2 separate regions of the Mus musculus genome follow, and region 2 is linked to region 1. The links are chromatin loops, found by intact Hi-C in ENCODE. Cell type or tissue: heart. All regions are shown on one strand. Links, peaks and the distances in the headings refer to the core of each region. The heading gives the core; the rest is flanking DNA.

What was found. Peaks named below come from ENCODE experiments on the same cell type or tissue, not always from the same donor. Only the 100,000 strongest peaks of a DNase experiment are listed, where the experiment ranks them.
Region 2: it touches region 1 in a loop (7-fold over the local background); 7 of 42 quality-filtered maps call a loop at or near these places.

What each region holds. Positions count from the first base shown.
Region 1 is chr3:81,994,175-81,998,587 of GRCm38, reverse strand. It overlaps Asic5 (acid-sensing (proton-gated) ion channel family member 5), which reads right to left and starts at 1,666. Exons shown (of 10, transcript NM_021370.2): 1 at 1,598-1,666. The coding sequence starts at 1,637. In heart, for the core only: a CTCF peak has its summit at 2,362 (motif pointing left); no DNase peak of the experiment used is centred there.
Region 2 is chr3:82,855,192-82,859,604 of GRCm38, reverse strand. The region is part of intron 4 of Rbm46 (RNA binding motif protein 46); the gene reads left to right. Among named protein-coding and RNA genes, the nearest start is that of Rbm46, 19 kb to the left of the region's middle. In heart, for the core only: a CTCF peak has its summit at 1,942 (motif pointing right); no DNase peak of the experiment used is centred there.

The DNA.
Region 1 (4,413 bases), core at 341-4,340:
TTATTCAATATTTTTACTTTGCTTGTAGTGATAGAGGAAATGGTTAAATATTCAGGGGTTTAAGGAATGATTTAAAGTTCCTGCTTCCAAAATGAGTGCTTGGGCAAGCAAGCTGACTAGGTGACTGTCTCTTATTGGGTAAGGGAGTTAGCTATGCAAGCTGGATGAGCTAAGTCCTATCTTTGAAACCCATGGAAAGGATGAAGGAGAGAACCCCTTACCTAGATTTGTCCTCTGAGCTCCGTACCTGTGCAGTGGCACCTAGGCAGCCAGCTCACATCCTACACACACACACACACACACACACACACACACACACACACACACACAAATGATACTAATAAAAATAACACAGATCTCAGAAACAAAAGAAAGAGATGAGATCTCTGAAAGCCAATAAATTCTCACAATGAAGTTATTTGAATTTTAAATCCTTGTTTTAATTCAATAAATATCATTTTGTCAATAATGCAGTATTAACATTCTTCCAAAAAAGCTCCAATATTTTCTCATCATTAAGTTTAGTTTAATAGCTTACTAGTTTCCAATCAATATTTTTTTTTCAGTTTGGAAAAGCTAATGATATAAAATGCATTTTCTAAAGTTTCCCATTTCGTGCAATGTACATGAGCATCCACAAATACTGTTACACTCTTAAAGATATTACAAACTATATTATCATGTTTATATCATTCTGACGTTCTGGAATTGTGCTATCGTCTATAATAGCATTACTTAATGTTTCTTTTAGTATCAGGTTAATCAGCACATATTTAAAAAAAACTGTCAAAGCTTCAGATAAAATCAGAAGGCTGAAAAAAAAAACAATATTACTTAACAAAATAAGCTTAACTGTGACCTATTCTTATTCCTTAACCATTGCTTGGACGCATTTGTGAAGGCTTTACCCTGATTAAAGAAACAGCCCAGTCCCTAGCAACTCTCACCTTTCCTACTGAGGGGACATGGGCTATTAGTGAGAAGAGTAATCTAGGAATAAGTCCCTGGCCAGACACAGTGCAGCTGGCTGCAAACACTACCCAAATAATACATTTCAGATGTCAACTCTTTAAATTAAGATAGAAACATTGCCAGTTGTGTTAACCTTACTGAAGCATTTCCTACTATTTGTTAGAAACATAGTGGTTTTTTTTTTTCCTTTTGAGTATTTCAAATTGAGAACCTACAGAGTGATATATGCCTGTCAGGAAGCCCAAAATGGGCAGTGCAGACCACCAATCCACACAACTGAGGCTTTGAACTTCCCTCATAGAAGTACATTTCATCAGGTGGATAAACAAAAAGTTTCATTAAAAAGGTTGGTCATTATAGAAACGTTAGGAAAGCAAGCATACTGTGTAGAAACAAAGAAACAACAAAAGTCGATTTTAACATATAGTAATATTTTTGTAGTATTTTGAGTCCTCATAAGTTATTCTTTTGCTACTAAAACTGTATTATTCATTTTAAAACTCATATTTGTTACTGTGAACATAATAATGAGAATAGAGTTTTCCAAGGATGAAGCCTACCCCCTGCTCTCTGCTTATTTCCGGTATTTAGGAATGGCGGATGTTGCTGTTTAAGGATCTCCTACCTTTCTCCGCGTGCACTTGTGATTTCTCAGTATGTTCCATGTTTTGATCTCAGTGATCCGAAGTCCTCTGGTGCATCCAATTTTTTCAATAACAATATTCATTTTGTGCCTTTTATATAAAATACAGCACTTAAGGTTGTAAACTGTAGGGGCAATTTAAATATTTGTGTTGCTATGTTAAGCCTCATGAAGCACTTAATCTGTAAATCAAAAAACACGGACAGAACCAGCTATGGGCATTTACAGACTGGCAAGAGGCCATGATAGATTAAAACCCAGATAGCACAATTGAAACCCACTTTCTGAAAAAGAAAGGAGGAAAGAAACAAAGAAACAAAGAAAGAAGAAAAGCTGTGACCTCACAGTGGCCTCTGATCATACCAGTGGATACCCAGGTGACAGTCTCTTCACGTTTTGTTCAGCTTCATAGAAATCAAATTTTGATTGTGATTGTGTGTATGTGTGTGTGTGTTTGTGTGTGTGTGTGTGTGTGTGTGTGTGTGTGTGTTTGTGGACGTGAAGTATCGTTGTTTTGAAGTTTCTTTCATAAAAGAGATACAACTGTAACAAAGTGACCAGTGGAAATAGAAGAATAATGTTACAAAAGAAAAAAGATACTAACTAAAAAAGAAGCACTAATAAAATAATATAAATTTGCCAAATCACAAAGGCCACCTTTTTTATAGTAACACCTTTGAGAACTTACCATTAATATTATTAATAAACCCTGATATGCATCCATATGTATAAATGCTGCCATCTGTTGACCACACACAGTAATTACATGTTTCTCCGCTAGAGCCTGATGCCTTTGTCATGGTAATATTTCACAAGCATTTTTTCCCTTCAACATTGGACATCTATTGGGAAACTCCAATACCATAACTTGAAGCTGGGCTTACATGGTTTGGTTTTGTCAAGAAGTCACTCTTGCTTCTGCTCCTCCCTCCTAGTGACTGAATTAAATTTGAATTTCAACTTGTTTATGTAGTTACAATTCCCTCTCCATTTTTCCTCACTTTATTATTTGAAATCAAGACCAAGGATTCTTCTCACAGATATAACTTGTTCTTTTGTAAACCTGGCCTTTTCACTTTCTAAGATACTCAATTAAAATTAAACATAGATGCTCACACTTTCTTTCTCTGATGGTGATGCTATGTGGAATAAGCCTATGTGACAGAAGATAGACTTGTAAGCCCCTCTTCCCTGCCCCACCCCATTTCCCAGTAAACGTAAAGAAAGCTACAGAATCGCCTAATAAAGCCAATCCCGGGAGAACTGAGAGAATTCTGAGTCATCATTATCTCCCTTTATGCACTTGTAGCACCAACAGCAAAGGATGACTTATTAATGCAGACAAATAATAAAAGATTAAATAAAGCATGCTGGACAGAAAAGTAGACAGCAAACCCAACTGCCCTTTCACTTAGATTCTGGGCATGAGCGATCCTTAGAATCAATGAGCACTGTCTAGAGGACTGTATTTACTCTGGCCCAGCCCCAGTAACAGAGATACAGTTTGTGTTAGCTATTTAGTTATTGAAGGATAATTTTTTTAATTCTACTTTTGACATATTCATATGTTTTCACTACTCTTTCCTGTTGTGAGTGTGGCAAAGGAAGCCAGGTTTCTGCTAAAACTAAGCAAATGTTTCACTGCCAAGTCAGGTACTCTGTCATTTGGCTCCTACTTGGCAATTTTGATTTGAAGTAAAATTTTATGTTTTATTTTCTCTTTGAGAGAATGCCTGTCCCTTCTTGCCCTTCTTCTTTGCTCCTCCCCCCCCTCCTCCTCCTGCTTACTCCTTCTCCTTGTCTTCCTCTTCTTTCTTTTTCCCTGCCTTCATCTTTTCTGTTATATTCAGAACACACACACACACACACACACACACATATATATATATATATATATATATATATATATATATATATATATATTTACATATACTTAAGATAGATGTTTGGTTTGTTCTTAATAACTTTGGAAAATAAGTTATCAGCTTACCATGTGTGTAAGAGAATAACAATTTAACAGTGTATCTATCAATTTGGGTCTGAAATGCCATTAAATTAAAACTATTAGAACTAAGTGTTTTTTAATTGGATATTTTATTTATTTATTTATATTTCAAATGTTTATCCCCTTGATTGTTTATCCTCAAATCCCCTATCCCATTCCCCTGCTTCTATAAGGGTGCTTCCCCACCCACCCATTCATTTCTGCCTCCCCACCCTGGCATCCCCCTACACTGGGGTATCGAGCCTTCACAGGACCAAGGGCCTCCCCTTATTTTGATGCCAGACAAGGCCAACTTCTGTTACATATGCAGCTGGAGTCATGAGTCCCTCCATGTGTACTCTTTGTAGAATCAAGTTCTTATAGCTGGCGAGTACAGGTAATGTTTTTGTTACAGCATTCTTTATATAAAAACCACTTTAAATTAAAATGAATAAATTTCTTTTAAAAGCTTAAATTTCATGTTGGTCACAGAGGGTTTTTTGTGGCTTGTTTTATTTCGACGTTAGTTGCTATTCTTGAAATGTCAGTCTGATGGATTATTTTTCTTTTATTGATTTTAATTTTATAGATGCATATACTAATTTTTGGTACCCCAGTTCCTCAGTTCCAATTTTTCCTATCTTCTCCTCACCAATTTTCCCACTCACGTTTATGTATACTTTTCTAAACCCAAGTCCACTTAGTGCTGTCAGTTTATGCATGGGTGTAGGGATGTCCATCAGAGCGTGGATAGCCCACCAGAGCCCACCATCACTGAATAGAGCTGACTCCCTCTATCCCGGAGCCACCAGTC
Region 2 (4,413 bases), core at 161-4,160, 860 kb before region 1:
AAAATTCACCTTGTTAAATGAGAAGCAGCCATCAGTTCTAACATTTTACACAATCCACAATTCACTGTCACATGACCAAATGATAAGACCAAAATTCCATTAACTCAACTATGTGTCTTTGGCCCTTAAAGAGGGTCTAGTTTTTTGAGGGACCTTAATCAGTATCATTTTTACCTTGCTAGCACCTATTTTAATTAGTGGGCCACAAATACTCTGCAGTTAATATGAAGAAGCAGCTTACTGGAGGACTAGAACCAAAGCACAAGACTCCTGCAGTTTCATTCAGTATCAGCACTGAATAGAGATGTTGGAGGAATGGTTTGGCATTTGGACTTCAAAATGTCAGGGTTATTTGGTGGGCTCTTGGGATTTTTTGAGATTCTGTAGCTCTTGTTAGCCTAAAACTTGATATATAGACCAAGCTGGTCTTAAACTCACAAGAGATACTTCTGCCTCTCTCTCCTGAGTCCTGGGATTAAAGGAGCGTCCTACCATACATGGGCTCCTAAGGATTCTTTTTATCTCACAAATTTATAGTTGGTTATTAAAGGGCATGTTCAAGTATCTGTGCAGCAAGCTAGCACCTCAGTATACGTGTATCTGTCAACACACATGTTTGCGTTCTGAACATTTGAAACCAGGAGCTCTGTTTCCCTAAGAGCTAACCCAAGTCAAAGCTTATGTGTGACTGTGTAACTCTGGCCGACCTGGAACATACTGTGTTGTCCAGGCTTGCTTCAGAGTTACAGAAATCTCCTGCCTCTGCCTCCTGTATGCTGTGATTCATATATTTTTTCATAGACGTACAACAGTGTGAAAGTGAGTGAGTCATCCAACTCATGTGTGAAGGGGCAGCCTTTCGGTCACTTACTTCTCGGAAGTTTCCACCAACCTGCCTGGCTACCTACCTGTCCACCCACCTGTCCGTCTGTCTGTTTGACCATCCATCCCTAAGTCCATGCATGCATCATATCTATCTGAGAAAGGCCTTCTCTGTAGCCCTGGCTGTCTGTAGACCAGACTAGTGTTGAACTCACAAAGATCTACCTACCTCTGCATCCCAAGTGCTTAGATGAAAAGTGTGTACCACCACTGCCCAGCTTCCTGTAAATTATAGTTAGACCAAGATTATAAAACAATGATGTAGAAGTTCAGAAACATTTTGTAACAATATTAGAAAGCTAGTGTTAAAGTATATCAAGGCTATATTCGTTGTATAGTTATATTTATTAACTGCTTAAAGTGTTTTTCTGTTATTTTGCTTATAAATTAAATTAGCTTAATATTTTATAGTATAATTTCTTAGTATCTTTGTACAGTGTGTGCGTGTCTGTGTGTTTGTCTGTGTGTGTCTGCAGCCACCATGGCCATCAGAATGACCGTTTAGAATTGTTCAGAATGACTGAGTAGCCTGGATTGGCTAAAACTTCTGGAGTCTGACCCAGAGTATTTAATTTTAGGTGAAAAATTCCCTGCTGATAATGAATTCAATCCTATATGCACAGTAAAGTTTAAGACTTTATTCTGACTTTCAAGGTCACTGCAATAATATGTCTAATATGCACATAATTGAAACTCTTTGTGAAATGTGTGTGACATCTTTTACATGCAACACCTTCCAAAAAGATAGGTTCTTCTGGGTGAGGTTGCTGACCACACAGACAGTACAAATGTCACCCAGCTGTGTAAACCATGCCCACTCGCTGCCTTCTGGGCAAATAGCAGGCGACATTCCTGTTTTCCCCTAGTGCTTATTATTGGTGTTCACAAGGCCTGTGCCTCCAACATCTGTCTAACATATTCCTAAAATTCTTGCTATAATATACTTATTTTCAACAATAGCTATCTTTGTATTGATCATTGATTTTCTAATTTTGCCATTTAACTTATATAATAGTTTAAAATTTTCCATCATATTAAATATTCAAGTAGATTACAACGCATGGTGGATGTCAACAGCAATTAATAGTTCTGCCACATGGTGTCGCCAAAATACATGATTTAAAATGAGTTGTTTTTTTGTGTGTGTGTGTGTGTGTGTGTGTGTGTGTGTGTTTACTGTTATTTTTATTTTAAGCTTCTTTGTTTTCTTTTTGATTTTGTGCCTCACATACTAGTATGAGACATGAGAAATAGCTTTCTTCAGCCTGTCATTTCTGCTTAGTTATTATTTAATATGCAACAACAGTTTATGCTGAGGCAATATAATGTCAGTGGACTAGTGACTAGAGACAGATGTCACAGTAAGGGCTTTTACTGACAAGAATTTATTTTGTGATTCTTTTTTTTTCTTGTTGAGAAAGGGTTTATGAAGTGCCAGTTTGCCTTAAACTGCTATTTAGTTAAGATTGGTCTTAAATATCTGGTCCTTCTGTATTTATCCCCCAAATGCTGGGAATATGAACATTTCTTACTATATAAATCCATTTTGTGCTTCTAATATTCTAAAATTATTCTATATACCTTTGATTATATACATTTGTTTAAAATCAGAGAGACTCCTAATAGCTAGTGTCTTAATGTATCACCAACCCTAGAACTCATTTTTTTTTGTAGAGGTGTTTTCTATCCAAGCTCTGGTAGCACATTACCTCAAGAGTAACGGGATTGTCTATAGACTTACAAGGACGTGTTCTTTTAAGTGTTATTATTGGGTAGACTTGCATTAATTACATGTGGGCCTTTATTTGTCTCCTAGAAAGTTATACTTGAACTATAACACCTGCATTGGATTTTTATATAGGCAGTGGTTCATATTTTATGGAAATAATTTGCCAGATAACATAATATATGTTATATATTATAATTCTATAATATTAAATATATTGATATTAAGTATAATATAAATATTATATTACCTATATTAATATTAAATATTGGATATAGTTATATAATTATAATAAAATAACATATTATGTATTATTTGACCCAGTACTCCTTGTGTTGTTAACACACTGATAATATAATGATTTGCATACAAGTCTCTCTGTAATTTAGACAAAATGGTGTATAGGATGGGGGTAGGAAAGATGGCACGAAGTAAAGAGTACTTGCTGCTCTTCCGAGGGCTCCCAGGGTTCTAGCCTCAGAACCCTTGTCGGGGGCTCACAGCAACGTCAAGGGATCCATCATCACCCTCTTTTGACTTTCAAGGTCACTGCATCCACATGTACAGACCTAATATATGCATAACTGTAAAAATTAAAATCAAAAAAATTAAAAAAGCTCATTAGATTGGGACTAAGTGGATAGCTTAGTTTTAGCCTTCATTCTTAGTAACCTTGTCTGCTGCACAGTTCCCTTCTGCCCAGAAAAAGTGTGTAGGCCCACAATCATTGCAAAACATTAACTGGTTGTAATTATATTGCCTGATAATTTGGTAATTGTTCGTGGAACCAGCCTTTTTGCTGTGTGTTTAAAATAATGTAACGTGGGACTTGGGTGCTCTCTCAGTGGAGAGCTGTTAGTTTTGCAGAGGACCTGGGCTCATTTCCTCCATGGAGGCTCAGCCATCTCCTTCAGTCTCAGGAAGGAGATCAGCTCCCCTCTGTCCCATCTAGGCACATGGCACATGGCACATGGCACACACACCCTGTAGGGCAACATTTAATAACAAATGAAAGTAAAGAACATTCTAAGAAATACATGTTATTTGTATATGAACCTCAGTAGTTGACAAATAAACATGAATTAGTTAAAAAAAAAAAAACCCAGGATAGAGAATTTTACCTTTTTTTTTTTTAAACTATAGGAGCTGTCCATGGTTATTTTTATTTTTCTTGTCTTATAGTTTTGATTGTCCTTTATCATATTTTAAGTGTGTTATATGTATTTCTTCTAATAACTTTTTGATAATTCAGTTTTGCTTGTAGATTATTGTAAGTACGTGAGCCTCTTAGCTTATTTTTTCATATTTATTTTAGCAGTACATATTCATGTCTGCTTGTTCACTGGTACAAACTATAAAAACCATGAATGTTATACAACTGGAGCATGTGTGTCATATATGTGGGTAGCTTTCCTGCCTTCTGCTCTCAATTGTTTTTTGGGGGAGGGGCTGAAGAGAGACCAATTCTGTACTTACTAGATTTATTAAAAATTGGGAACACAGAATTAATTCATAAGATTCAGGAGAGTCATTATGCACCTTAAGTAGACAGGATTAGAAGTCTGTATGACACTAAACAAATGCAGTATTTTACAAAGTTAGAGATTGGAGCAGAGGAATGTGTGTAAACTTAATGGGATCTTACTTAGGGAGAAAATATTTGATGGATTCCATTGTATGAAATTTAGGTGTAACATGTATGAACATAGTGATGATTGCAGAACATGGGGACAGTATGTTTTTCCTTAAAATTTAGTGGGGAAAGAGAAGAGTCTTAAGCACAAATATGATTATATGCTCTGTAA